Linked DNA regions of Mus musculus: all the other regions are linked to region 1. Evidence: chromatin loops called from intact Hi-C (ENCODE). Cell type or tissue: heart. All regions are shown on one strand. Links, peaks and the distances in the headings refer to the core of each region. The heading gives the core; the rest is flanking DNA.

Region 1 (10,040 bases), core at 1,178-9,177:
GAGCATGCTACAAAGGCGGGAGCATCCAGGCCAGCCTGACTACAAAGCCAGTTGTTTCTGAAAACCAAAACCCACCAAACAAGAAGAGAGGGCTTGGAGGCACACAGGGTCCTGTGTGTCAGCAGCTAAGGGATTCCTGTGTGGTATGGCACACCTGTCAGGTGCCTGGCTGAAAAGGGTGTGGTGTGTGTGTGTGTATGTGTGTGGTGTGGGTGTGTGGGGGTATAGAGATGTCGCTGACTACAGAGCATAGTAGCTCCACAGCTGCTGGGCCTCATGACTGCCGCTGGGCTTGGCTAGTGGCTCAGAATTACAGGGCAAGGAGGAGCCTGTTGGGAAAGTTCCTGGGACAGGTGTAGCCATTCCCACCACTGTTGCCTTGGACTTCCTCAGTGTAGGGCTGTGCCGGCCTGAGCACCTACCTCCGTGCTGAGGCCCAGGCATACCTTGACCAACCACAGGGGTAAGGCTCCCCTGGGGACCTACTAGCTTCCGAATGATGAGAGATCAGGACGTGGCAGACCTGCTCCCAACTCCCGTGCACAGGCAGGTGGACACTCCACAGCACAGGCGTGCTTCTGATCACACCCACTCTCCAGAGAAACTGCTGAGTTGTGAGACCCTACAGGAGTGGGGCTCCCCAGTGGCCCCTCATGCCCCCCACAACAGCTAGCCTGGAGACATCAGTGAGTCCCTGGGAGAAGGGTGTTTTCGATTTGAGACCTCTAACTCCCCATGTAGTTGAGGATAACCTTGAATTCCTGATCCTCGTGCCTCCATTGCTGAGTACTGGGGCGGCAGACATGCTCAGTTTATGACAGAACCTAGGGCTTTGTGTATGCTCAGCAAGTGCTCTACCAACTGAGCCTCATCTCTAACTCCAAGAAAGGAGAGGGTTCTATGCCACCCTCCCTGAAGCAGGGTCCTGTCACAGAGTAGAGCAGGGCACCCCTTCACTGAGAGCCTGCGCACCCCCACCTTTATTGCTCACCTTGCATGTTTGGGCAGCAGGTGACTAGTTATGTGAGCCCATGAACGGCCGTACACATGGGGGCCCCCTTGGGGGTCAACTCTTTCGGTGCCCAGTTAGTCCCCGAGCCACCATACCCCAGGTGTGTCATTTTTGTTTTGTTTTGTTTTGTTTGTTTGTTTTTTGTTTTGTTTTTTTGAGACAGGGTTTCTCTGTGTAGCCCTGGCTGTCCTGGAACTCACTTTGTAGACCAGGCTGGCCTCGAACTCAGAAATCCACCTGCCTCTGCCTCCCAAGTGCTGGGATTAAAGGCATGCGCCACCATTGCCCGGCCAGGTGTGTCATTTTAATTCACTTCCGGACTTTAGTCTGGCCACTAACAAGCACTTCCCTCCCACACCCCGCACACCCCCCCCCCGCCCCGTGTGGTGAGCACCTCCTGGTAGGGGCCATTTTCACCCATAGCAGGAATACCTTCCTGTACCCTGAGGGATGTGCATCCTGAGGGTTCAGAAAAAAGCTGTTAAGTCCAGACCCTGGCCTTTGAGATAACCCCAGGGCTTTGCTGGAGCTATAGATGACAGAGGCTTAGAGCCCAGCTCACTCAGCAGTGCAGGGCTGCTTGGGGGAGTCCAAGGATTATCCAGGGCTGCAGCTCCCCACAAAGGGATGGGGAGCCCACTGTGAAGTCCAGGCCCCTGATGAGGTGTCCAGCCTTCTTTCCAAATACCTTTCATTGAGAAAGTGTTGGGGCTTCTCTGGCTGCCAGCTGGGGCAGCCAGCTGGGCTTTGGGGGGGGGGGATGACTGGCCTATCCCTGGTGTCTTTGTTAGTGTGGAGTAGGGCTAGTGGGAACCCATCTCTAGTTAGGCCCAGAAGGCTGTGGACCTCTTTCCCTCTTAGCCTATTCAGTGACAGGGCAGAATTCACCCCCAATTTTTACATTAAGAAATTAAGACTCCAGAGAAGGGAGAGTTACCCTGCACTGGCAGCGGCTCTGCCTTCATTCTGTCCTGGTGCTCAGTCCCAGCCCTCCCTCTTGGAACCTCAGTCATAGCTTCTGGAAAATCCATCACCTCCCTCCACCCCCAGCAGGGCTGCCAGGACACGCCCCTTGGCTGGGGTTGGAGGGGGACCAGGGCCAAACTCCCCCCAGAGACCCTGCTCCTGCCTCCCTGAGGTCAGCTCGGGGCACTGGAGGCCCAATGTCCTGCCCTCAACACTTTAGATTTTATAATTTTAGAACCAGGGGTTCTTAAAATTCCTCACACCATGGCATAGAAAAAAATCTTGGACCAGTAAAATGCTTAAAACAAGCCTGAAAATAGCAGAATCCAAAAGGAAGGGCTGCAAGACAGACATGCAGGGGGGCTGCTGGGATGTGGCCCTGAGACTACACTTGCTTTGAGGGTTCGTAGTGTATACATAGTGTGTTGGGTCCCAAGATTTGTTTTCAGGAGAATGACTGCTTGGGTCACACAGCTGTCATGGACACTAGCCTGGGGATGAAGTAGCTATCTCTGGGTTTGGTTTGGTTTGGTTGTTTCCTTAGAGATGGGACCTCATGTTCAAACTCACTATGCAGCCAAGGATAGCCTTGCACTTCTGATCTTCCCAATTTTGCCTCCTGAGAGCTGATGGCAGGTGTGAGCCACCACTCCTTGCTAGGAACTGGTCTTGAAGGACATGTTGGCTGGACAGTGAGGTAGGAAAGGCAAGGCAGACAGCTGGCACAACATGTGCTAAGGCTGGAGGGGCAACACAGAGGGGCAAGCAAGTGACACCGAGGGAGGGAAGCGGATTCTAGGTGGAGCAACATTTAGAGATCAGTTTCTTCTTTCGTTTTGGGCATTTGTGTATGTGTGGGCACATTTATGCCACAACATGATGATGGAGTCCAGAGAGCACGTGGAGTTACTTTTCGCTCTCCTCCTTCATTTGGGTTCCAGGGATTGAACTTGGGACTGCGGGCTTGTTCAGCAAGCACCTTTACCCACTGAGCAGGCTTGCTGGCCCAGCCTGGGTTACACAATGTCTTAGGACAGATTCTCTCCCTGCCCCACTCCCCCGAACCAAGGAGCTCTCCCCAGCCGTTGGGACTCGCTCCTCGGGTGGCACGGGGGCTGCTCTCCCCACTTGGCCCAGCGCTCCCTCTCTCTCGAAGCTCAGTCCTGGCAGAACATATCTGGCTCTTCTGTAGGAGCCTCGTGGGCCTGGCGTGGCCACCCACCACTTCCCCACTGTCTGTCTCTCTCATCAGTCTCAGAGGTGGGTCTGTCCCAGTCTCAGACCCCAAGGGCTGGAGCTGGCCTGGCAGGCACTGGCTTCAGTTAGCAGAGGATGCAGGAGCATCACTGGGGACAGGGGGAGGGGGATGATTGATACCTTGGGGCTGGTTCCAGATGGGGGCCCTGGCAGGTGATAGGGAGGGGACCAGCATGGGGAGAGGGGACTCCCAGCTGTTGGAGGTAAACACAGGAAGACAGACATAGCCTCACCCAAGACCTCTCTGCCCAGGCCATAGAGCCAAGGTGTCAGTCAGAGCCAACCCGCCTGCCAGTCATCAGCCAAGGTCAGGCTTTCCTGGCCACGCCCTATCTCTGTCCCTTACAGTCAAATATTCCCTCTTTTACCACCCAGCACCTTTTGGTCACCTTTTGGTCTGTCATCGCAGGACACCTGAAAATGCTTTAGGCACTGTGACCTCTGGCTCATGGGGGAATGGACACCCTAGCATGGAGCCCCATGCCACGGGCCCACACCACACCCACCTGCGCCCCATAGTCACCCAGCCTCCCTCGCATGGTGGATGGCTTGCCTCAGGCCTTCTCCAAATATGTCTGTCCTACAGAGTCCGGCTGTCCACATCTGGGTGCTCTGGGCACATCTCACCCTCTCGAAGCCCAAGGGAGGAGTGGACTGAGGGAACCCCGGGCCTCCAAAGTCCCAACTGCTTCTGCAGTAGAGGCCTGAATCCCTCCCTGTGCTGATTCAGCCTGAAACGGGCAGCGCCGCCAAACCTCAGCTATGTCCTCAAAGGCTGTCTGGCCCCAGGCGGTGCTGGAGCACGGCAGAGCTGGGCTGAGGACCAGCCAGGCAGAGGCGAGGCCATAGCTCCCACCCCCTCTTCCTGCCTGAGGGATTCTGACCCTCACACACACCGAGGGCCAGGTTAGCCCCTGCTTCATGAAGACTATAGGTTAACCCCTGGTCTTGTGAGGATCCTGTGTGGAACACACACAAAGCACACCCCACTGCCAAGATAATACGTGGAGAGCTATGCTTAGATAAGCGTAAAGACCCCAGGAACCTCGAAAGTCAAAGCGAAACAGGCACAAAAAACTCCTTGTAGGGCCAGGGCTTTGGAAGACAGGAAAATTTCAAAGGTGAATAGGAGTTTTCCAAAACCAGACCCAGAGGACTGAAAGTCTTAAAATGAGTTTTCCTTTTGTTTGTAAGTTTTCATGAGGGGGAGTTGAGGGTGGTGAGCTTTGTCTCCAGGATCAGCATCTGCCCTAGGAGCTCTAAGTCTGGTGCATAAGGCAAAGCCCTGCTCAGGCTTCAAACCTGCACTCTCTTGGGTTAGATTGGGCTAGACCCTGCCAACACCTGAACACAGGCTATGTCTGCTTGTTTGATGTCTGCTGGGGCAGGGGTTTGTATGTAGCTCAGGCTGAGCTGGAACTTAAGCTCCACCAGGGTGGGATTAAAGCTGTATGCCTATGCTTTAATGGTATCCCTAATTCACAGCTAGGGAGATGAGACGGAGGCTGGGGTGGCCCCACAGGTGGGCCAGTTACACACAACCTTGGACTGAACCTACAGCAGTGGATGCCACCCCATCCCAAGCGGACTCTAAGGGTTTTGTTTTATTTTGTTTTGTTTTGAGGCAGGGTTTCTCTGTGTAGCCCTGGCTATCCTGGAACTCACTTTGTAGACCAGGCTGGCCTCGAACTCAGAAATTCGCCTGCCTCTGCCTCCCAAGTGCTGGGATTAAAGGCGTGCGCCACCACGCACAGCCAGACTCTAAGGTTTGAAAGCCAAATCCGGCATGTTGGCACCTATCACCCCAGCACTTGAGGGGTAGAAACAGATCAGGAATTCCCCATCCTCCCTAGGCTATTGTAGTAAGTTCAAAGCCAGCCAGAGCTACATTGACCCTGTTTCAAAACAAAAACAATGAAAAACAGAAAAAGAAAGGAAAGAATAGCTGAGTAGCTATAACAAGGGCTTCTCGGTGGAGGAGAACATGCTTCAGGCCAGGCAGCCAGACCATCTGGGAGGCCCAGGCCCCCGGCCTGGCCCCGCTACTGTCTGGCCAGGCTGAACACAAACACGGAGTGGCTAGCCCTACGGAATCTAGGTTGTGGTCAGGCTGTGGCTGAAGAAGCCGTTGGAAAAACACGAGGCCCACGCGGCCAGGCCCAGCTTACGTTTCATCCGGCAGGAGCGGCTGCCTGGCGCCGGGCACTGAGGAATGTTGCTGGCAGGCCTTGGCACCTGCTGCTGGGCAGGGCTACTGCAGTCAACCTGATACTAGCCTCCTGGATGTCCTGGGAGAACACATCTCCCCCATACCTCCAGACTGTTTGCATGGCCTTGTTAAACTCTGGATCTCCTTCCCACAGGAAGTGCTGGCTTGCTGGCCTTCGAGTGCCTGAAGGGCAGTTCCACCTCCATGATCCTCTCTCCTCGAACACCTGGGCCTCTGCTGGTCCTCAGATCCTATGGGTTCGGTCCAGTATTTATGCTTTGCTTATCATCTGTGTGCTGGACGGTGACACATTTTCCTGGCTTCTGCTCACAGACCTCCCCCAGAACGGTTGTTCCTGTGACCTCCCTACGTTATAGATAGGGAAACTGAGGCTCAGAAGCCTTCCTTCCAGTTTTTAGATTGCTTTAGAATTCTGGAGACGGGATTTAGTTTTTTTAGGTTGACTGCGCCTCCTCGTGGCAAAAGACGTAACTGCAACTGAGCCCTGTGAGGTTCCCTAAGGTCCCTCCTGCTTTTTCCTTGATTTGACTCATTCGCTGTCTGTGGCTTCCATAGTTCCTTCAGAGGCATCAGGGGGGCTTGAGGGCATCTACACTGCGTTATCATTGAAACTCTTGAAGGTAAAACCTGCCCTCTCCAGTAAGATCCAGGCCTATCCCTCCTTAGTCTTGCTGTCTCCATTTCCTTTCTATGGCTCTTCTCCCACTGCTCTTCCTTCCTTGAGCCAGTGTTCCTGAGACTGACTGACTGACTCTCTCTCTCTCTCTCTCTCTCTCTCTCTCTCTCTCTCTCTCTCTCTCTCTCTCTCTCTCTCTCTCTCTCTCTTTCTCTTTCTCTCTCTGTCTCTCTCTTTCTCTCTGTCTCTCTCTGTCTCTCTGTCTCTCTCTCTCTCTCTCTCTGCCACTCCGTTCTCCATTCAGAGGCTGAGACAATTGTGGTCCCAGCAGGGCTCACAGGGACGGTGGGAGCCTCAAATACCGGTCTGTCAATGGCTCAGGATGGTGTTGGCCCTAGCCAGGCTTCTGGGCAGGTAATACCCTCCTCCACCTATTCATGTGCCTCACCTCAGCCAGAGAAGCTTCCAGATTCTCAAGCTTTTTCTCTGTAGCATGTGAGTGGCTGGGAACGTGCTCAGTCCCAGGCTGTGCACCGCAGGGATGTGTAGAGTGTCAGTGGCCACTGCCTTCAGCTTCTCTGCACGTCAGTGGGGTTCGTCTCCAAAGACACCTTGCTCAGCGATATATTAATTAATTGTGGAAAAGGGTGAGGCTTTGGGAAAGGGAAGGATGGCTCAGTGATTAAGAACACTGACTGTACCCGGTGGTAGTGGTGGAGCACACCTTTAAACGTAGCATTTGGAAGGCAGAGGTAGGTGGATCTCTGAGTTTGAGACCAGCCAAATCTACAGAGCGAGTTCCAGGACAGCCAGGGCTACACAGAGAAGCCCTGTCTCAAGAAAACAACAACAAAACAATCAAACCAAAAGAACAACGACTGCTTTTCCAGAGGACCTGGGTTCAACTCCCAGCACCACATCATAGCTCCCAACTGTCCGTAACTTCAGTTCCCAGAGACCTGGCACCCTCTGCTCACCCTCTGGTACACACCTGGTACTTGAACATACATGCAGGCAGAATGGCCTATTACATAAAATATTTTTTATTTTTGAAAGATTTATTTATTAGATGCAAGTACACTGTAGCTGACTTCGGACACACCAGAAGAGTGCATCAGATCCCATTGCAGATGGTTGTGAGCCACCATGTGGTTGCTGGGAATTGAACTCAGGACACCTCTGGAAGAGCAGTCAGTGCTCGTAACTGCTGAGCCATCTCTCCAGTCCCTGATCCATTCTATAATATGGCAAAACTTCAAAAGTGCTCCTGTCAGAAGCTAGATACAGAATCCCAGGTGGGATGTGGGCCACTGACACTGTACAGAAGAAGGTGAACCCAGATAAGTGGCTGCGGGGCCTGGAGATGTGCGTGGGGACAGACTGATGGTGGAGACAGCGCCTTTGGAGGATGAGAGTGTCCAGTCACGACAGGTAGCTGCTAACCACTTGACAGCCCTCAGGCTCAGCAGAGCACATGGTGACACTCACATAGCAGGCAGCCACAGGGTACACCTGGCTGGGTCCCAGGGATAAGGTGGCCTCCACCTGTTATGGGTTCTTCCCAGGCTGTAGGAAAAGGGGCACTTTGTTACTGTTGTGATAGTGGCTGATAGGATGAGGTCACAGCCATGAGGACTGCCTGACAAGCGCTCCAGGGTACAGGCTATGGAGGGAAGGCCCTATTGGTTGCTGCACAGGGGAAATGGGATAAGGCTTCAAATTCTCCCAAATTCTCAAAATCCCCAAACCAAACACAAAAGAGCTAAAACAGAACCACAAAGCCAAACCCATTCCCAATAAGAGCAGAGGCCATGCCACAGCTCCCACAAGGTTTTAGAGCTGATAATGGCATCTAGGTTGTCACCTGTCACTTAGACAAGCCTGTATTGAAAACACTGGAATGCAAACAGGTCAAAACTTTAATCGGGTGCTCAGAATGAACAGTCCACTGTCAGTCACTTAACTGATGTTTCTTTAAAAAAAAAAATCACACCAAGGTGGGGAGGCAAGTGGCCTGAAAAAGGGCAAAGCCGCAGCCAGGACTTCTGAGGTCATCAGCAGGACACAGGGCCAGTCACCTATGGCACTCAGCCAGGTGCCAGAAACTTAATTAGATGCAGCATCCCAATTGAAGCTGCCAGACTCTCCCGCAGGTGATGAGGCTGGCTGTGGGGCGGCCCTCTGCCAGTTACTATGGACCTGGAAAGATAAGAGCATGAGAGTGGGTGACTACCCAGTTCCTGTGTCCCCAAAGGTACCTACACAGAACATGCTAGCAGAGGAGTTCCAGAAAGAGCCAGGTGGGCTCTGAGCCCACACCCCTCCAGCAAATGCCTTGGGGGATGTCAGAACCAGCAGCCTGTGGCAAGGCCATGACTGTGGGCTCCTTCCTCACAGGGGCAGGAGCCTCCGCTTGTCTGCAGTGTGCATGACCACAGCACACATTGGGGCTACTCTGCCCATCTGTCTAAGGACAGCTGGATGGATGTGCTAAGCTCAAAGGACACTGTCCTTGTCCACTGTATCAGGCATGGCATGTGTGCTAGAGGCTCTGTGAGTGAGGCCATGGCAGGCATATGCTGAAGCAGCTGGATAGAAGAACAGTGGCCATGCTGGCAGAGTGACCTTTAAGAAGAGCCAGCTGAATGGGTATGAAGGTGTTGGCATGGGTCTGTCATGATGGTATATTCCTTTAAGCCCTTGGGAGACAGAGGCAGGAAGAACTCTGTGAATTCAAGGCTAGCCTGGTCTAAAGAGTGAATACCAGGACAGCCAGTGGTATGTAGAGAGATCATCTTAAACAAACAACAAGACAAAGGGTGTCCTTGGGACATGTTGTACCCACAGGACACTTAGGTGGGTTCCTGCAGGGCATGGCACAGCCTGACTCTTGGCTCAGTGCTGGAATGGGCAGGTGTGGCAGAGCAGGGCAGACTGGTGCTTCGCTCCCTCACTCCTGCTGGCTCTGTCCCAGAGCACCTTAGCTTCAGGTGTTCGAGAAGCAGGCCCAGACTCTGCTCCACAGCCTGAAGCTTGCATTAGGCTGGGACTCAAGGTGGTGGCAGGCAGGGCCTGAGAGAGCCGGGCTCACCCAGCTCACTCCCGGTGGGCACTACTCCAAGCCCCGGGGCTGGTTCTAAGGGAGCTTCAGGGAAGCTGCTGGGCTCATGGGGCCACCATGCCAGAGCCCACTCTGTTTATGCAGGGCCCTCATCCGACACCCAGGACAGACTGAGAGGTCACAGGCTCTACACAGCTGCCACCCTGGCAAAGTTCTGGAGGCAACTTGGCTGTCTAGACCCCAGTTACTAACGTGTATCCCAGCCTGGCAGAGATGCCTTTTCAGTGTGAGCCACCCCCACTCCACCAGGTCTCCAGCCCCCGTGACAGGTGGGTCTGAGTCCAGAGGTTAAATGCTCCCACCTTTCCTTGGGGTTTCCTTCCCCAGAGACCCAACACCAGGGCTCCTCTACCTCCCCAAAGCCCTGGAGGGGTCCCAGCTGACTCACCAGGGGCTGTAGGCAGACTCCCCCAGTGGGGGGCTGGAGGAAGGCCAGGGTCCGCAGAGTGAGAACCACGTCACTTCCATTGGTCAGTGGCAAGGGGCCACAGGGACCTGTGAGAAATGGGCAGTCAGTTGGGGGTGTCACAGCAGAATCTGGGTCAGCAGTCACAGGGATTTCTGGTAGCATCTGCTCAGTCCCTCATCGAGAGAGACTCTGGGCCAAGTGGGGGTGGCACTCGGGAGGCAGCCTGGTCTCCAGAGTGAGTTCTACACAGAGAAAGCCTGTCTTGGAAGAAAGGGGAGGCAGACAGACAGATTCTGGATCTGACCCCCTAAAGCATCCAGCCACCTGTACTTCCCCTGGCCTTGTGTAGGTGATGCTGGCCTGTGAAATTAAGACACTCTTGTCTGTCCCTCTGCTGGCACTGGCTATCTACACGGATCGGGTAGCTTA
Region 2 (10,040 bases), core at 1,163-9,162, 130 kb before region 1:
AGAGATCTGCCTGTCTCTGCCTCCTGAGTGCTGAAGCAAAAGATATGAGCCACCTTGGCCTGGCTCCTTAAAATTTTTAAATTTGCTTTTGTTTTATTTTATGTGTATAGGTGGTTTTGGCCTACATGTGTGTCTGTGCACCTGGTCCCAGGCCAGAGAGGGCATGAGACAGTGGTGAGCTGGGAAACAAACCCAGGTCCTCTGGAAATTTTGTTTTGAATGTTAATAATAAAAAGAGAGTGGAACTGAAGAGATGGATCAGTGGTTACTAGCACTGACTGCTCTCCCAGAGGTCCTGAGTTCAATTCCCAACAAATACATGGTGGTTCACAACCATCTGTAATGGGATCCGATGCCCTATTTCGGTGTTTCAGCAAGAGTGTGCTCATGTACATAAAATAAATAAATCTTTAGAAAGAAGTCAGGATGGGTAATGATGGCTCACACCTTTAAACCCAACCAATACTCAGGAGGCAGAGACAGGTGGATGTTTGTGGGTTTGAGGCCAGCCTGGTCTACAGAGTCCCAGGACAGCCAAGGCTACACAGAGAAAGCCTGTCTTGAAAACAAACAAACAAACAAACAAATAAAGTCCCAGATGGGAGATCAAAGCATGAGGTCCTGGAGTTCTGATTCTCAGAACAATAAAGGCAGGTGAAGCAGGTGGGCATGGTGGTCACCTGTAATCCCAGCATTCAGGAGGGAGAGCCAGAAAATTCCTAAACCAAGTGAGCTGGCTAGACCAGCAGATGAAATGAGCTTCCTGTTCAATAAGATGCCCTGCCAGGGGGCTGGTGAGATGGCTCAGTGGTAAGAGCACCCGACTGCTCTTCCGAAGGTCCAGAGTTCAAATCCCAGAAACCACATGATGGCTCACAACATCTGTAATGAGATCTGATGCCTTCTTCTGGTGTGTCTGAAGACAGCTACAGTGTACTTACATATAATAAATAAATCTTTTAAAAAAAAAAAGAAAAGAAAGAGAAAGAAAGAAAGAAAGAGAAAGAAATAGAGAAAGGAAGAAAGAAAGAAAGAAAGAAAGAAAGAAAGAAAGAAAGGAAGGAAGGAAGGAAGGAAGGAAGGAAGGAAGGAAGAAAGAAAAAAGAAAGAACGAAAGAAAGAAAGAAAGAAAGAAAGAAAGAAAGAAAGAAAGAAAGAAAGAAAGAAAGAAAGAAAGAAAGAAAGAAAACGAAACTAAGCCCCAGGTCTCTAGACTGCTCAGCTGCACCTTTCCTGTCTTCCTGCTCTAGAGGGGACAGTGTGTGAACACAAGCTATGAGCCCTGCTCCTGATGTTTGTGAGAGTGAGAGCTTCTACCAGACTCCCCTATTGCCTTGCATATCTTTGACATTGACATCTAGAAGGACATCCTGAGATGGCAGAGGATGGGGATAGGACAGAAGTCCTCCAAAGGCCGGGCAGTGGTGGTGCACTCCTTTAATCCCAGCACTTGGGAGACAGAGGCAGACGGACCTCTGAGTTTGAGGCCAGCCTGGTCTACAAAGTGAGTTCCAGGACGGCCAGGGCTACACAGAGAAACCCCGTCTCGAAAAAAAAAAAAAAAAACAAAAAAAGTCCTTCGAAGGAAAAATGTCTCCAACCTCTATCCAGAGCCCTCTTTTTGTTCTGGATCCCAGTTCTAGAACCATACCTTGTAAGTGGTGGTGGCATAGCTATGCCACACATGGGTCAGAAGAGAACAGGGCTGAGTCAGTCCCAACTCTTGGAATAATGTGCAGTCCCACAGCAGGGACCCAGTGACCTGAGCCATTTCCCACCAGGAGCAAATGATGCCTATGCCTCAGAATTGTGGGACTGTGATAGGTAGCCTATTTTGGTTGAATGAGGCTTGCTCCAGCGAACCAGTAGAAAATTCTACAAGGGGCAACGTGGAGGAGAGTGTGCGGCAGTCCTTCCGTGTCCACCCTTCCAGATAACCAGAACTCTGGCGGGACTGGGATTTTCTCCCACTCCCCTCTTTCCCTCACACCCACTGGCCAACACAGAGCCAGACCCCCAACCAACCCACATACATCAGTTACCCATTCACTGTGCCTTCCCCAGGAAACCAGACTTCCTCTCTCCAGGAAGTTCTGCCTGCCTCTAGAACATTCTCTGGCACTGACCTGATGGAAGGAAGTTACTATTGGGCTACACCCAGGCCCCTCATTCACGGGTCTGTGTTCTCTCACCAAGGAGTCCTTCAGTGTAAACATAGATGACAAAGCATGGTTTTCCAAAGCCCACCCCCAGGTCATGTGTCAGAATGGGATTTGGCCACCAGAGGCTGAGAGGCTTTTGCATACAAATTGACCAAGAGACTATACCAATGTGATGCTTTGAGGTGATTTATGGCACATAACCACTTTATCTTTCTAGAATCCTCCAAGGTTATGCCTTAATACAATCCAAATGCTGGCCATGCTGCTACCCCTAAACTCCTGGCTACAAGCAATCTTACTGTGTCAGCCTCCTGAGCAACTAGGTCAATGATGTGTTTGTTTGTTGCTTATTTTAGACGGGGTGGGTGGGTTTTGGGGTGGAGGGGAGTGAGATTAAAGGCAAATTGCTTGTTTGAGACAGGGGTGTGGCAATTAAAGGAGTGGGATTGAAGCCACATCTTGTGACATCTTTGATCCATGCAGGGATCTAACAGCAGGGGCCTGTTAGACCAGCACTCATGAGACCTAGACAAGAGGATCTCAAGTTCTAGGCCATCATGGCTGTGTTACATGGGAAGACCCTGTAAAAGGTTAAAGGGGGAGAGGGAAGGGAGGAAACCCTACCATTTGGGAGGCAGAGCCCACCAGGGCACCAGGCTGCCCTGGGCTACAAAACAGGATCTTGTTTCAAATAAATAAACAAACAGGGATGTGACTCCAGTTCTATTGGTGGAGTGCTTAGTGATCCACAAAGCCTTGCATTACTGGATATGGCAGCTGGCTCAGCACTTGGGGGGTGGGGGAGGCAAGAGGACCAAGAGTTCAAGGTGAGCTGGGAGTGGTAAACACCTCTGATCCCTGCACCCAGGAGACAGGTGGTCACTGAGTTCAAGACCAGTGGCCTACAGAGTTCCAAAACAGCCAGGGAGGGCTACACAGAGAGATTTTGTCCTAAAACAACAATATAGACAATGACATTGACAAGTTCAAGGTCCTTCTGAGCTACACAAGTTTGAGACTAATCTGGACTTCAAGGAGACCCTAGTCCTCATGCACCAGAGATCTTAGCACTTGAGAAGAGGAGTCTGGAGACTTCAAGGCCATCCTAAACTAAAGTGAATTTACCCTTTGGCAATAATTTATGAGAAACTTCCCTAGGAGAAACTCTGGGCTTGCTCTCTTCCAGTATCTTGGACATTATGTGGAAGCCCTTAGGACAGAGTACTCTCAGGTCTTTTTTGGTTGGTCTCACATGTCCTCTTTTTTTTTTTTTTTTTTTTTTTGGTTTTTCGAGACAGGGTTTCTCTGTATAGCTCTGGCAGTCCTGGAGCTCACTTTGTAGACCAGGCTGGCCTCGAACTCAGAAATCTGCCTGCCTCTGCCTCCCAAGTGCTGGGATTAAAGGCCCGGCTCACAGCACCTTTGAGATGTTGAGCAGCCATCAGTTTCTGACAGGGCTAGGCCTGTCCTTTGGGCCTTTGCAGCTTAGATGAGCCTTGCTTCAAGCTTTCTCTTTCTGTGTGTCTCTGTCTCTGTCTCTCTCCCTCTTTCTCTCCTTCTTTCTCTCCCTCTTTCTTTCCCCTCTCCCCTGTCCCCTCTCCCTCTCTCTCTCTGGCTGGAGAGATGGCTGGCTCTTGGTTAAGAGCAGAATCTACTCTTCCATAAGGCCAAAAGGTTAGGCTTTGATTTCCAGCACCTAAATTGGAGGCTCACTTCAGACTCAGAGCGGGTGGTTGGGGTGGGATATTCCAGCAGGAGGCAGTGTCCTTCAGAAACCAGAAATCTGAGTAGATCCCACGAGCTCACTCTCTGAGCTAGGCTCAAATACCTATGGGGGGTGGGGGGGGCAGGGAGGAGGAACTGGAGGGCATGAGATGGTATCACAGATCCCAGGTGGGACCACACCCACATTCAGGGAGGCAAAGAGGCACCTGCCTTGTGCTTCAGTTTATGTTGGTAATGCTATGTTCAAACCTTACTGAAGCTCCAGGTGGCTGTGAGTAAGCTCACTTCCTTCCTTCTTCTTATGCGGCTCCTGTCTAGGAAGAATGCTTTCTCTTTCAGAAACTCGAAATTGAAAGAAATGCTCTTCCTGGTGGTGGAGAAGTCACTGTAGTTCACTGACTAACACAGCTGTAGATCAGCTGACACAAAATCCCTGGGTTCCATGTACCGTAGCACATGACTATCATCCCAGCAGTTGGGAGGTGAAAGCAGGAAGATCAGAACTTGATGGTCATCTTTGGCTACATAGAGAGTTTGAGTCCAGCCTAGGTTACATAAAACCCTTTTTCAAAAAATAAACTATTGCCAGGCAGTACTGGGGCACGCCTTTAATCCCAGCACTTGGGAGGCAGAGGCAGGTGAATTTCTGCGTTCAAGGCCAGCCTGGACTACAGAGTGAGTTCCAGGACAGCCAGGGCTACAGAGAAACTCTGTCTCAGAAAAAAAAAAAAAGGAAAAATAAATAAATAAATAAATTTTAAATATTTAAAAATTTAAATCTTTTAAAAAAACTCAGCCAGCAGCTTTGTGTGGTGGCACAGGCCTGTGATCCCATAGGAGGCTGAGACAGACAGGAATATCAGGCAGCTTGAGCTATATATTAAGGCCCTGTCTACAAAATGCTTGGCTGAAAGGGCTCCTGGGCTTAGTCTGGCTTTGCTTCTGTATATTCTAGAAACTCATCTCAATAAAGGCACAGTGTGGTCCACCATAGCTTGTAGATGTCTGCTTGATTTTCTCTAGGGAAGCACAGGGGTGCGAACGACGGCCTGTTGGTGCCATTGCACCTGATCTTTTTCCCTCTAAAAACAATGATTTGCTTCCCTGGGGAAACCAGGACCAAGCCCACAGACCCTCAAAAGGATGCTGCTTTCAGTAGGTCAGTGATTCTAGAGATACACAACACACAAGCTGGGTCAACTCTAATGAATGAAGATGCCTGCAGGGATGCAGGGTGTGGTATTTAGCTCTGTGCAAAGCAACTCAGCCATTTAGAGACTCTTTAGTGACTCTGTATAGCTTTAACCTAACTCCCTTTTCTCTTTCCTTCCTCCCTTCTTGCCTCTTTCTTTTCTTCCCTCCTTCTGTCACCCTCCCTTTCCTTGTAGCCTAGGCTTTCCTGGAATTCCATATGTAGCTAAAGATAACCCTTAAATTCCTAATCCTCCAGCCAGGCGTGGTTGTGCACGCCCTTAATCCCAGCACTCTGGAGGCAGAGGCAGGCAGATTTCTGAGTTCGAGGCCAGCCTGGTCTACAAAGTGAGTTCCAGCTTGGGCTATACAGAGAAACCCTGTCTCGGAAAAAAAAAAAAAAACAAAAATAAAAACTTAATCCTTACGTGACATGCTGCTGTGACAGTGGTGGGTCAGTACACACAGTTCTCCCTTCGTTTCCTCTTTTTTTTTTCCTTTAAAAATAAAGATATATTTAATTTTTATTAACGTGTCTATCTGTGCACATGTGCCTTGCAGGTGACCTTAGAGGACAGAAGGGGGCGTTGGATCCCTTGGAGCTGCACACAGAGGCGACTGTGAGCTGCCATAAGTGGGTATTTGGGTCACACTCAAGAGCAGCAAGTGCCACTAAGCCGTCTTTCCAGAGCCCACTTCCCTTTTCTCTTCCCCTCCCCTTCCTCTGCAAGCCAGGCTATCCTCAGACTCACAGTGATCCTCTTCTGAAGTGCTGCGATTATTACCGCACCTGTTTTTTGTGTTGTTTCTCAAAAGAGGGTCTGTAGCTCAGACTAGCCTTCAATTTACGATCCTTCCTTCAGCAGTCTCCTTTATGCCGGGACAGACCTGGGCCCTCGACCCTGGAGGCTATAACCTTTTTGCTATCTGTCTGTGGCATTACTCAGCGGTCACTCTCAGTGCTGGTGGAACGCTTCCTCTGTGCGAGGGGACTTCTCAGGAGAGCAGCCACAGGTCTCTGGCTGGCAGAGGCCCCGCCTTCCTAACGCCTGTGGGGCTGCCTGGGCCAGCTCCCACTTCCCTATATGGGCGTGAATGTCACTCAGCCTGTTCGTCAAGTTGATTCCCCAGACCCAGGAAGGGCCACGCCTTGGTGAAGAGATGCAATCAGCTTCCACCAGGGAAAGGAAACTCATCCTTCAGTCACATGGCTCTTGCTTCAGTTTTTATTATAAAACTAGGCTGCCCTTGGCTCTGAGGTTCAGGAATTTCACTAGAGTATCTACCTGGAGTCTCTCTTCAAAGAGAGTTCACTTCAGACAAAGAAAAGGGTTAGGATTATTATTTTTTCCTTAGCCCAGGCTGTTCTTGAACTATGAAGATGAGGATGACCTTAGATTTCTGAGTGTCTTGCCTCTATTTCCTAAATTCTGAGCTGACAGGTGTGCACCATCACACCTAGTTTATGTGGGGCCGGGAATGCACACTGTGCACACTGGGCAATCACTATCAACTGAATTGCATTCCCTGTCTAGGTCTCAAAAGTTTTGATTATTTATTTGGATTATTTTACCAGTACAGTAGTAGTTTAGTTGTGTGTGTGTGTGTGGGGGGGGCATATATTGAGCTGGACACTAGCTAATGCACTGCTTATCAATTTTTAAAAAAGATTTATTATTATATGTAAGTACACTGTAGCTGGCTTCAGATGCACCAGAAGAGGGTCAGAACTCATTACGGATGGTTGTGAGCTACCATGTGGTTGCTGGAATTTGAACTCAGGACTTTCAGAAGAGCAGTCAGTGCTCTTAATCACTGAACCATTTCTCTAGGTCCCAGCACCAATTTTTGATTGCTAATGTGAGCATGCTCTCCATGAGACCATAGTGCTTTCTCACCTTTGAGCATGTTGCTGGATTGGAGATTTAAAGTTTTTTATGTGTATAAATGTATGTAAGCACACCACATGCACCAGATCTCCTGGAACTGGAGTTATAGAGGGTTGTGAGTCACCATGTGAGCGCTGGGAATGAAATCTGGTTCTCTGCAAGAGCAATACGTGTTATAATTGTTTTTGGATTTGAGATGTAAATAATACAAGTGTCAGTTAAGATGTAATACTACAGTTGAGCAGTTGATGTAGACCAATAACAGTAGCTGAGTGTACCTGCCTTTCTTTCTTCCTTCCTTTCTTTCCTTCTTTCTTTCTTTCTTTCTTTCTTTCTTTCTTTCTTTCTTTCTTTCTTTCTTTCTTTCTTTCTTCTTTCTTTCTTTCTTTCTTTCTTTCTTTCTTCCTTCCTACCTTCCTTTTTTTTTTTTTTTTTCTTTTTTCGAGACAGGGTTTCTCTTTGTAGCACTGGCTCTCCTGAAACTCACTCTATAGGCCAGGCTGGCATCGAACTCAGAAATCTGCCTGCCTTTGCCTCCTAAATGCTGGGATTAAAGGCGTGCGCCACCAAGGCCCAGCACTGCCTTTCTCTTCTGCATACAATGGGAAATTACATACTATGCTGACCTATAATCCCATCAATAATTGTTGATTCAACAATAAATTATGCTAGATGTAATGGAATACACCTACCAAGAGGACTATGTGTGCTAGGTCATCCTGAACTACATAGTAAGCTCTAAGCCAACCTGGGCTACACAGTAAAAACCCTTCTCAAGAAAAACAAGAAAAGTTATGTGTAAAGTACCAAGGGATCACTTAAATAGGTTGATTCTTGTGCTAGCAAAATATCCCAGTTAGTGACAGGAATTAAACTAGCTTTTGTTCCCTACTGTGGGCCAGTGCAAGGCACTTTAGTTCACATCTCTAGTGTAAGCCTTTGGGCAAATTTCTGGTTTTTCTATGCAACCCAGGATGGCCTAGAACTTGAGATGCTCCTGCCTCAGCCTCCCTTGTGGGTTCTGATGTCTTCCGCCATGAGGGTGATTATTGGCCTTCTTAAGAAGTGGCAGGTATGGGTTTGTTTCCAGTTCTGCCAGCCCTTTGGTTCAACATGAAGAGAATGTGGTAGCTCCTGAGCAGAGGGGCCAAGCGTGCAGGGAACATCTTCGTGTTTACCATGGCTCCCTTCCTTAGTCAGTGACGCTGTGTTTGTTGGCCTCATCATTTGGGACCAGTTTAAGATCAGTTAAGAAGTCATAGTCCCTCCAATCCCTGTTACTATCTGCACTTACTTTTCTTCCAAAACTTCAGCTTTCTTGTAAGCATAAGTCCATTCTTCTCATACAAGCTTCAAGGTTCACATGGAATCCTTGAGTTCTTTCTAGTCTCATCCTTTATTTTATTTGATGACTTTCTCCTTAATATTAGTATAGCAGTTTCTTTGTATTGCTTCAATTCTGCCTGGTGTAATAAATAGGCCTGTTTCTCTGTATTGCATTCTTCTTGGCTCCTAAGATCCCTTCAGTAACAACTTCCCTTTGGTGACCTGTGTGCCTGGCCATGCGTGTTGTCTTCAGTAACAGCAACCACAGCTTACCATTTGCACCCTCAGAGCTGAAGGTCTTTCTCGTCTGTGCCTTTTCATGACTTTGACTCACTAGGTTATTTGGTTACCTATTTAGACAAACCTGGGTCCTTTGGGGGCAGGGTTATAAACCAGGCAAGGACTTTGGAATGAATTAAGGGTCAAGCATGGTAGTGCACTCCTGCCATTTTGGCATAGGAAAGATGGCGTCAGAAAGAGGATTTTGATACCAGTCTGGGCAACAAGAGACTCTGCTGAAGAAAATAAGAGGGGGCTCCAGATGAAGTTCCACTAATAAGCTACAAGATTAGCACAAGCATTGCAGAAACTGGGTGTGATGGCACATACCTGTCATACTTGGGATGTCTATGCCTGAGGATCAGGAGTTCAAGGCCTTACTTGTAACTGGAGGACATTTAAGGCCACCTGGGCTACATGAGATCCTGCTTAAAAAGGGACAGAACTGGAAGGATGGCTCAGAGGTTAAGAGCACTTGGCTGCTTTTCTAGTCCAGGTTCGATTCCTAGACCCTACATAGCAGTTCATAATTGTCTGTGACTCCAGTTCCAGGGAATCTGATGCCTTCTTCTGGCATACAGTGGGGACACCGTACTTGGTTCAGACAAGCAAAGCAACCGTCACATAATATAAATACTTTTAAAATGGGGGAAGATAGTTGAAGCTCTTTTTGCTTTAACTTTTGCCAAATGATGTGTTAAATTTGGGATGACAGATTAGATTTTATCTGGAAGTGGTTGGGAAGCAGAAAGGGTTTTGGAAAGTTCCTATCTAGCAGAGAAATTATGGAGATGGAGAAACCAAGAGTTAATCAGGGAATAGTAGAATTCAAGGTCATCCTCAGCTACATAGTAGTAAGTCTGAAGCTAGTCTGGGTGGGATACAGGAGATATCAAAACACATCCTGCAGGCTTGGTGGGACATGCCTTCAGTTCCAGTACTTGAAAGGCAAAGGAAGGGTAAATCTTTTAAGTTTGAGAGTAACCTGCTTTACATAGATGTCTAGTACCCTGTCTCAAAAACAAAACAATGGGCTCAAAATGTAAAGGTTCTTGCCACAAAGCCTGAGACCCTGAGTTTGATCTCTGGGACCCACATAGAAAAGGAGGCCTAGGGCTGGAGAGATGGCTCAGCAGTTAAGAGCACCAACTGCTCTTCTGAAGGTCCTGAGTTCAAATCCCAGCAACCACATGGTGGCTCACAATCATCGGTAATGAGATCTGATGCCCTTTTCCTGTATGTCTGAAGACAGCTACAGTGTACTTAGATTATAATAATAAATAAATCTTTTTTGTTTTTGTTTTTTCGAGACAGGGTTTCTCTGTATAGCCCTGGCTGTTCTGGAACTCACTTTGTAGACCAGGCTAGCCTGGAACTCAGAAATCCTCCTGTCTCTGCCTCCGGAGTGCTGGGATTAAAAGCGTGCGCCACCATGCCCGGCATAAATCTTAAAAAAAAAAAAAAAAAA
Region 3 (10,040 bases), core at 1,429-9,428, 250 kb after region 1:
CAACAGAATACAAGAGATAGAAGAGAAAGTATCAGGGGCAGAAGATAACTTAGAAAACATTGACACAACAGTCAAAGAAAATGCAAAATGCAAAAAGCTCCTAACCCAAAACATGCAGGAAATACAGGACACAATGAGAAGAACAAACCTAAGGACAATAGGTTTAGAAGAGGGTGAGGATTCCCAACTTAAAGGGACAGTAAATATCTTCAACAAAATTATAGAAGAAAACTTGCCTAACCTAAAGAAAGAGATTCCCATGAACATACAAGAAGCCTACAGAACTCCAAGTAGACAGGACCAGAAAAGAAATTCCTCCTGTCACATAATAATCAAAACACCAAATACATTAAATAAAGAAAGCATATTAAAAGCAGTAATGGAAAATGGTGAAATAACATATAAATGCAGACTATCACAATTACACCAGACTTCTTACCAGAGATTATGAAAGCCAGAAGATCCTGGGCAGATGTCATACAGACCCTAAAAGAACATAAAAGCCAGTCCAGGCTACTATAACCAGCAAAACTCTCAATTACCATAGATGGAGAAACCAAAGTATTCCATGACAAAACCAAATTTACACAATATCTTTCCACAAATCCAGCCCTACAAATGATAATAGATGGAAAATGCCAACACGAGGAAGAAAACCACACCCTAGAAAAAGCAAGAAAGTAATCTTCTTCCAACAAACCCAAAAGAAGATAACCACACAAACATAAAAATAAGAGGAAGCAACAATCACTATTACTTAATATCTCTTAACATCAATGGACTCAATTCCCTGATAAAAAGACATACACTAACTGACTGGATATGTAAACAGGATCCAGCATTTTGCTGCACACAGGAAACACACCTCAGTGTCAAAGACAAACACTACCTCAGAGTAAAAGGCTGGAAAACAATTTTCCAAGCAAATGGTCCCAAGAAAGAAGCTGGAGTAGCCATTCTAATATCAAATAAAATAGATTTTAAACTAAAAGTTATCAAAAAGGATGAGAAAGGACACTTCAAACTGGTCAAAGGAAAAATCTACCAAGATGAACTCTCAATTCTGAACATCTGTGCTCCAAATGCAAGGGCACCCACATTCATAAAAGAAACTTTACTAAAGCTCAAAGCACACAATACACTCCACACAACAGTAGTGGGAGACTTCAACACCCTATTCTCAGCAATGGACAAGTCATGGAAACAGAAATTAAACAGAGACACAGTGAGAATAACAGAAGTTATGAATCAAATGTATCTAACAGGTATTTATAGAACATTTCATCCTAAAGCAAAAGAATATACTTTCTTCTCAGCACCTCATGGTACCTTCTCTAAAACTGACCATATAATTGACCACAAAATAGGCCTCAACAGATACAAGAAGATTGAAATAATCTCATGCATCCTATCAGATCACTATGGATTAAGGCTGACCTTAAATACCAACAAAAACAATGGAAAGCATACATATACATGAAAGCTGAACATTGCTCAATTCAATGATAATTTGGTCAAGGAAGAAATAAAGAAAGAAATTAAAGACTTTTTAGAATTTAATGAAAATGAAGACACATCATACCAAAACTTATGGGACACGATGAAAGCAGTGGTAAGAGGAAAACTCATAGCTCTAAGTGCCTCTAAAAAGAAACTGGAGAGAACTTACACTACCAGCTTGATAGTACAACTGAAAGATCTAGAACAAAAAGAAGCAAATACACCCAAGAGAAGTAGAAGGCTGGAAATAATCAAACTCAGGGCTGAAGTCAACCAAGTACAAACAAAAAGAACTATACAAAGAATCAACAAAACCAGGAGCTGGTTCCTTGAGAAAATCAACAAGATAGATAGACCCTTAACCAGATTAACCAGAGGACACAGAGACAGTATCCAAATTAATAAAATCAGAAATGAAAAGGGAGATATAACAACGGAAAGCATGGAAATTAAAAAATCATCATATCCTATTACAAAAGTTTATACTCAACTAAATTGGAAAATCTTTATGAAATGGACAATTTTCTAGATACATACAGGATGTCAAAGTTAAACAGGATCAAATAAGCCATCTAAATAATCCCATAACCTCTAAAGAAATAGAAGCAGTCATTAAGTCTCCCAACCAAAACCAGCCCAGGACCAGATAGGTTTAGTGGAGAATTCTAACAGACCTTTCAAGAAGACCTAATTACCAATACTCTTTAAACTATTCCACAAAATAGAAACAGAAGGTACACTATCTAACTCATTCTATGAAGCCACAATTACACTTATACCTAAACCACACAAGGGCCAAATGAAGAAAGAAAACTTCAGACCAATTTCCCTTATGAACATTTATGCAAAAATACTCAATAAAATTCTTGCCAACTGAATCTAAGAATACATCAAAATGATCATTCACCACGATCAAGTAGGCTTCACCCCAGGGATGCAGGGATGGTTCAATGTATGGAAATCCATCAATGTAATCTACTACATAAACAAACTCAAAGAAAAAACCCCCACATGATCACTTCATTAGATGCTGAAAAAGCATTTAACAAAATTCAGCATCCCTTCATGTTAAAAGTCTTGGAAAGATCAGGTATTCAAGGCCCATACCTAAACATAATAAAAGCAATATACAGAAAATCACTAGCCAACATCAAACTGAATGGAGAGAAACTTGAAGCAATTTCATTAAGATCAGGGACTAGACAAGGCTGCCCACTCTCTCCCTATCTATTCAACATAGTACTTGAAGTTCTAGCTAGGGCAATTAGACAACAAAAGGAGGTCAAGGGGTACAAATTGGAAACAAAGAAGTCAAAATATCACTGTTTGCAGAAGACATGATCATATACTTAAGTGACCCAAAAAATTCCACCAGAGAACTCCTACAGCTAATAAAGAACTTCAGCAAAGTGACTGGATATAAAATTAACTCAAACAAATCCATGACCTTCTTCTACTCAAAGGATAAACAGGCTGAGGCAGAAATTAGGGAAACAACACCCTTCACTATAAAATATATTGGTGTGACTCTAACTAAGCAAGTGAATGATCTATATGACAAGAACTTCAAGTTTCTGAAGAAAGAAATCGAAGTAGATCTCAGAAGATGGAAAGATCTCCCATGCTCATGGACTGGCAGAATTAATATAGTAAAAATGGCCATCTTGCCGAAAGCAATTTACAGATTCAATGCAATCCCCATCAAAATTCCAACTCAACTCTACCTAGAGTTAGAAAGAACAATTTGCAAATTCATTTGGAATAACAAAAACCCAGAATAGCGAAAATGATTCTCAACAATAAAAAAACTTCTAGGGGAATTACCATCCCCAACCTCAAGCTGTATTACAGAGAAATAGTAGTAAAAACTGCATGGTATTGATACAGAGACAGGCTGGAAGATCAGTGGAATGGAATTGAAGACCCAGAAATGAACCCATACACATATGGTCACTTGATCTTTGACAAAGAAGCTAAAGCCATCCAGTATAAAAAACGAGCATTTTTAACAAATAGTGCTGGCTCAACTGGTGGTTAGCATGTAGAAGAATGCAAATTGACCCATTCTTATCTCCTTATACAAAGCTCAAATCTAGGTGGATCAAGGACCTCCACATAAAACCAGAAACACTGAAACTTATAGAGGAGGAAGTGGGGAAGAGCCTCTAAGATATGGGCACAGGGGGAAAATTCCTGAACAGAACACCAATGGCTTGTGCTGTAAGATCAAGAATTGACAAATGGGACCTCATAAAATTGCAAAGCTTCTGTAAGCAAATGACACTGTCAATAAGGCAAAAAGGCAACCAACAGATTGGGAAAGGATCTTTACCAACCCTACATCTGATAGAGGGCTAATATCCAATATATACAAAGAACTCAAGAAGTTAGACTCCAGAGAACCAAATAACCCTATTAAAAATGGGGTACAGAGCTAAACAAAGAATTCTTAACTGAGAAATACTAAATGGCTGAGAAGCACCTAAAGAAATGTTCAGCATCCTTAGTCATCAGGGAAATGTAAATCGAAAGAACCCTGAGATTCCACCTCATACCAGTCAGAATGGCTAAGATCAAAAACTCAGGTGACAGCAGATGCTGGAGAGGATGTGGAGAAAGAGGAACACTCCTCCATTGTTGGTGGTATTGCAAGCTGGTACAACCACTCTGTAAATCAGTTTGGCAGTTCCTCGAAAATTGGACATAGTATTACCTGAGGACCCAGCTCTACCACTCCTGGGCATATAACTAGAAGATACTCCAACATGTAAGAAGGACACATGCTCCACTATGTTCATAGCAGTCTTTTTTATAAGAGGTAGGAGTTGGAAACAACCCTGATCCCTGATTTGAAGATTTGATCCTTCAAATCTGGAATGGATTCAGGAAATGTGGTACATTTACACAATGGAGTAGTACTCAGCTATTAAAAACGAATTCATGAAATTCTTAGGCAAATGGATAGAACTAGAAAATATCATCCTTAGTGAGGTAACCCAGGTGCAAAAGAAAACACATTTTATACACTCACTGATAAGTGAATACTAGCTCCAAAGCTCCAAATAACCAGGATACAAGTCACAGACTGCATGAAGCTCAGTAAGAAGGAAGAACAAAGTATGGTTGCTTCGGTCCTTCTTAGAAGGAGAACAAAATATTCACAGGAGCAAATATGGAGATAAAGTGTAGAGCAGAGACTACAGGAAAGGGCACTCAGAGTCTGTCCCACCTGGGGATTCATCCCAAATACAGTTACCAAACCCAGACACTACTGTGGATGCCAAGAAGTGCATGCTGAAAGGAGCCTGATATGGCTATCTCCTGAGAGGCCCTGCCAGATTCTTACAAATACAGAGATGGATGTTGGCAGCCAATCATTGGACTGAGCATGGGATTCCCCAATAGAGGAGTTAGAGAAAGGACTGAAGTAGAGGATGGCCTTGTCATGCATCAATGGAAGGAGAGGTCCTTGGTCCTATGAAGGCTCGATAGATGCCCCAGTATAGGGGAATTGATGGCTGGGAGGTGGGAGTGGGTGTGTGGTTGGGTGGAGTAACACCCTCATAGAAACAGGGTGAGGAAGAATGTAATAAGGTGTTTCTTGGAGGGAGGGAAACCGGGAAAGGGGATAACATATGAAATGTAAATAAATATCCAATAAAAAAGAAAAGAAAAAAAATGGCTTTAGGCACATTGACTGAGGCGGACTACGAGTTTGAGGCTCTTGTACACAATAAAGGAAGAGTCTCAACAAAAATATTCTGAAGAAGCTATGGTACAGTGCCCCCTGAACTGTCATCACCAAACACTAGTTTGGTTCTTTCAGCGGACTTGTCCCTAGGTAAGTCAGAGTCACAAAACTGGCCTGACATCGTTAACTATTTTCACTGGTCAGGGTCCTGGAATCATTCAGTAGGGCACACCTAGAGGTACACAAGAGCCATGAACCTATGTTGACACCTGCTGGCCACCGCAACACTAAACAATGGGCTCTAGACTCACAGCCTAAGGAACTGCAAGAGGAGCTACTCCTGTCACTCAGATCACCTAGAGCAGTTCTAACCAATCAGGAGCTACAGACAGGTTGTCCAATCAGAAGCTTCTAGGAGGCGGGGGGGCGGGTTCTTTTCGGCCGCCATGTTAGCTAAAGGTTCTTCACCGAAACTGAGGAAAGCCGTTGTGGGAGCCAGTGCTTGGAGCTGTGTGGGGGAGCGCGGGTGAGCTCGGAGCCTGGCAATGGTGAGCGAGGGCCGCTGTCCCCTGATGGGAGGAGCGGCCGGCTGGGCTGCGGGAGCCGGGGTGGTGGGTCCTCCCTGGGGTTGGGGCAGTGAACGCGGGGACGTCGGGGCTGCGACCTGGGCCTCCGCCTGCGGTCCGTAGGTACTTCCGCCCTGATCCTCTTGGCGTCAGCGCTGAGCGGGAGGTCCCGCCCTGCGGGGGGCGGGGGATGGGCGGAAGCCAGTACGCGGATGACGTCACGATCCGGGCTGGCGGGGACGTCCTGCTTTTGGTGGTGCGCTGAAGGCTGCTTGCTAGACTAAGGCTGTCTAGGTTCTTTGTGCTGTCTTCGAGAAGTTCTGAACTTTGCTTTCCACATGTAAGTGTGGCAACCTCTTTAGGTTAATTTTACGACATTTGTAAAGTCCAGTGAGTTTCTTTGCAAAGATGTTTAAAACCAGCTCTGGGAAAGATGACTTGTCTCCTTGAATTTATTTTGTTCTTCGGTCAGACATCCTTTGATTATATTTTTGTTTTTATTTCTGCTTATGCATTTGTGGGCTTGTTAATTTTTCTTCCCTCAAATAGTGCATTGTTTTGCGTACCGAGGTTCGCCGAGAACTGTTAGTCAGGAAGCATTGTAGTCGATTCTTCTGTATTGTGTTCACCATTCTGGTCCTTTTCTTCATTTCCACACAACCTTTATTTCTTGTTTATTTTAGCATTTTTATTGGAAGTATGTTGAACTACTAGTTTAAACTGAGAACATGAGCATACTATGCTAGAAATAAGATAGACACATTTGTATCTCCCCAAAGTATCAAATATTTTTGAATAACAATAAACTTAAAAGGTTTTGATGGCAGCAATTTGCCAAGTGATTTCACTTACATTTGTAATTAGGACAAGGTTAATGTGGGTTTTATTCTAGTCTTTTTTTTTTAAGATTTATTTATTTTATGTATGTGAGTACACTTTCGCTCTCTTCAGACGCAATGGAAGAGAGCATCTGATCCCATTACAGATGGTTGTGAGCCACCATGTGGTTGCTGGGAATTGAACATAGGACCTCTGGAGGAGCAGTCAATGCTCTTAACCACTGAGCCATCTCTCCAGCCCTTCTTTTAGTTTTAATTGTTAATATTAATTCTCATGTCAAAGCACACAGTATATCTCTGCATATATTTAGTTTATAAAATGAATACTTAGAAGTAGGCTGAGAGAAATGTAGGTAGAGTTTGTCCTGATATGAAAAGGAACTCAAAACAATTGTGCCACAGGGAGCGAGCCTTTGATGAAGTCACAGAGAGGACTCAGGCTTGTCAGCCATGCTGCTTAGTTCTAGATAGAAGGCCCTGAGAGCAGGCAACTGTGGGCTCAGGTCCAGGTCTGGATAGGGACTAGGTGGAAGGCCAGGCAGGTGAGTAGGTGAGTCATGGGGCCTATTGAAACCTCAGGGACAAAAGTCTCTACTTGTCCTTTCTTCATCTATATACTAGTTATCAGACGATAGGATGGTTTGGGGTCAGACATCCTAGTGCTAGTAGGTGTCTATCAATTTAAGAGGCCAGGAGAGGGATTTATGCCCTTCCCTGGTTTCCCTGATAGCATTGTAATACATGCCCATCTAGTCTCAACTCACCCTGATAAACTTACAGAGTAGCCCTCTTTCTGTTCTCAGGAACAAGCCTGTGATATCTGGCTGAACAGATAGTATTGTTTGTGCATGTACCAAGGGGCTGGAGTCATTCTCTTTCCTCAAAATGGAGTCAAATGGAGTCACTCAGGGCAAGGCATTGTCTGGAAAACCACTGTTTTCTCACAGTATGGAGTAACTTGGGACAGGACACAGCCGACTGTGCCCTTCAACACTTCACGTCCAGGATCCTGCAGTAGCACTTGCTTTATTAGGTTCATTGCTTTCATTGGTGATTTGAAGTGTGAGGCTGGAGAGCTGGCTTAGTGGTTAAGAGCACTGCTGCTCTTGTAGATTGATTTCCAGTGACCACATGGTGGCTTAAACCGTTCTGTAATTTCATTCCAAGGAGATATGAAGCCCTCTTCTGGCCTTCGTGGGTACCAGGCATGCATGTGGTGGAAGCAAAACACCCATACATGTAAAATACATAATTTAAAAAAAAAAAGAAAGTTATAGTTAATGTCTGCGGACTTCCCCTCCCAACCCCTTATTTTGTCTTTTTTAGACAAAATCTCACTTGTGACCTGTCTGACCTGGAACTCTGGAACTTTGTAGACCAGTGTGGTCTGGAAATCACAGCAGTCTGCCTGTCTCTGCCTTTTGAGTCTGTGCAACACCACACCCAGTATGTCTGTAGTTCTTTGTTTTATTTGTGTATTTTCTTTGTGTCATTTATCTCTACTGGTGTACAAGCAGCGTAGTGTTTTTCCTTTTATATCCTATTGCTTATTGCCAATGTACAGGAGTAGGATAGAATTATGTATCCTATATGTTTGCTATGGTATCACATTAATTCCTTGAATTTTTTGAGTTTTGAGATTTTCTTTGGGCAAAACCAGTTTTTTATTTCTTCCGAAGAAGCTTACTTCCCCTTTTGTTGACATACAGTTTTATTCTCCCTTAAATATAGCATGATAATGATTTAAAATTAATTTTATATTTTATTTCTGTGGGTGTATTGCCCACAGAAGTAAGTCTGTGTGCTGGTGCCTGGGGAGGACAGAGGAGGGTGTTAGATCCCCTGGAACTGGTGTTGCAGATGGCTGTGAGCCACCGGGGTGCTGGGAATTGAACCTGGGTCCTCTGGAAGAGCAGGCAGGCAGTGCTTTAACATTGGCGCCCTCTCTCCAGCCCACTCATGTGACTGTTGTTATTTACTGTTGATGGTGGATTCCATCGTTTCTAACTTTTCTTGGGGAGGTGCATGTTGAGAATTGAAATCTGGTTCTTGTGTGCTCTGCCATTGAGCTTCATCCAGTTTGAATTTTGAAGTTTAGTTGGTTTTGCATACCTGTCTTAATTTCTACTTGGTTGCAGTATGTAAGTTTTGATTTGGTTTAGTTAATTTCTGTATTATGTTGAGGTGGGTCCTTGTGTAGGTATGGATGGCCTCAAATTCCTGATTCTTTTGCTGCCTCCAAAGTTCTGGAGTAGCAAGTATGACTCATGATACTGTTTTTCTTTAAGATTTTTTTTTTATAACTTAAACAAATTTCCCCTTTAACAATTTCCTACGTATATAAAGTGCATGCTGTGGTCCATCCTCTCTGACTCCAGCACACCCCCGTCCTGCCTTATCCCTGCAATTCCCTTTCTGATCTCCTTGCTTAAATTCTGTGTTGGAACCACACTGAAGACAATGACTTCTTCCTCCGGGATCTGTTAGTGGTCACTAATTCAAGGAAGAGTAGTAGAGCACTGTAGGCCCCTCCCCGACCTATAATTGACTGTTGTTGGTGCTGTTCTGAGTACCATTGGATGTGACCAAACCACTATGAGGTCAGAAAGCTCTGGCACTGCTATACCTAGAAGTCAGGATTTTACAGCCCTTCTCCCTTGCCTCTCGTGCTCTTACACTTTCACCCCTTCCTGTGCTGTGATCCCTAAGAAGTAATAGTACAAGTGTCCTATTCAGGCATGGAGAAAAGAAGAGCACTGGCTGTTCTTTCAAAAGACTAGAGTTCAATTCCTAGCACTTACATGGTGGCTCACAACCATTTGTAACTTTAGTTCCTCTTCTGGCCTTGTACTGCATGAACATGTTGCTTAGAAATACATAAAGGCATAACATCATGCTATAAACTAAAAATAAGTAAAATATCAAAAGCAAAATTAAAAATAATTTAAAAAATGTCCTATTTGGGTTGAGCACTTAACTATCACTTATTCTCAGCGCTCTGAACACCCTGCATCCTGTGTTCACTGACATTTATTGAAAAAAGAGGCTTCTCTGACTAAGACTAAGAGTGGGATTTGTTTATGGGTATGAACATAGGTATTTAGAAAGTAACCTGGCTGCAGGACAGTACAGCTAAACTCTGTTAGCAGGTTAATCCTAGAGGCCATGAGTTTTTCCCTAGGTTTACAGTGTCAGATGTGGATTTCCTCTTGTGAAGCAGGCCTCAAATCCAATCAGAGAATGGTTATTCATCTAACAGGTTTTTTTAAAACTACATATGATCCAGAGTCTTAGTCATTATTCTATTGCTGTGAAGCGATAACATGACCATGGCAACTTTAAATTGGGATAAGCTTAAAGTTTTAGAGGTTTAGTTCATTATCATCATGGCGAGGAGCATGGTGGCATGCAGAAGACATGGTGCTGGAGAAGTAGCTAAGAGTT

What was found. Peaks named below come from ENCODE experiments on the same cell type or tissue, not always from the same donor. Only the 100,000 strongest peaks of a DNase experiment are listed, where the experiment ranks them.
Region 2: a loop joins it to region 1, with 8 times the contacts of the local background. A loop is called at or near these places in 3 of 42 quality-filtered maps.
Region 3: it touches region 1 in a loop (4-fold over the local background); 7 of 42 quality-filtered maps call a loop at or near these places.

What each region holds. Positions count from the first base shown.
Region 1 is chr8:69,870,235-69,880,274 of GRCm38, reverse strand. Pbx4 (pre B cell leukemia homeobox 4) reads right to left here. Exons shown (of 8, transcript NM_001024954.2): 7 at 9,591-9,697; 8 at 7,983-8,280. The coding sequence ends at 8,188. Among named protein-coding and RNA genes, the nearest start is that of Gm33746, 8.2 kb to the left of the region's middle. In heart, for the core only: a CTCF peak has its summit at 5,931 (motif pointing left); a DNase peak (open chromatin) is centred at 2,091; H3K27me3 peaks cover 4,368 bases.
Region 2 is chr8:69,997,472-70,007,511 of GRCm38, reverse strand. No RefSeq gene overlaps it. Among named protein-coding and RNA genes, the nearest start is that of Gatad2a, 28 kb to the right of the region's middle. In heart, for the core only: CTCF peaks have their summits at 2,286, 3,905 (motif pointing right) and 5,654 (motif pointing right); DNase peaks (open chromatin) are centred at 2,121, 5,711 and 6,151; H3K4me3 peaks cover 1,213 bases; H3K27ac peaks cover 2,356 bases.
Region 3 is chr8:69,621,134-69,631,173 of GRCm38, reverse strand. It overlaps Zfp868 (zinc finger protein 868), which reads left to right and starts at 5,626. Exons shown (of 5, transcript NM_172754.2): 1 at 5,626-5,739. In heart, for the core only: a CTCF peak has its summit at 5,459 (motif pointing left); DNase peaks (open chromatin) are centred at 5,603 and 5,893; H3K4me3 peaks cover 1,905 bases; H3K27ac peaks cover 1,206 bases.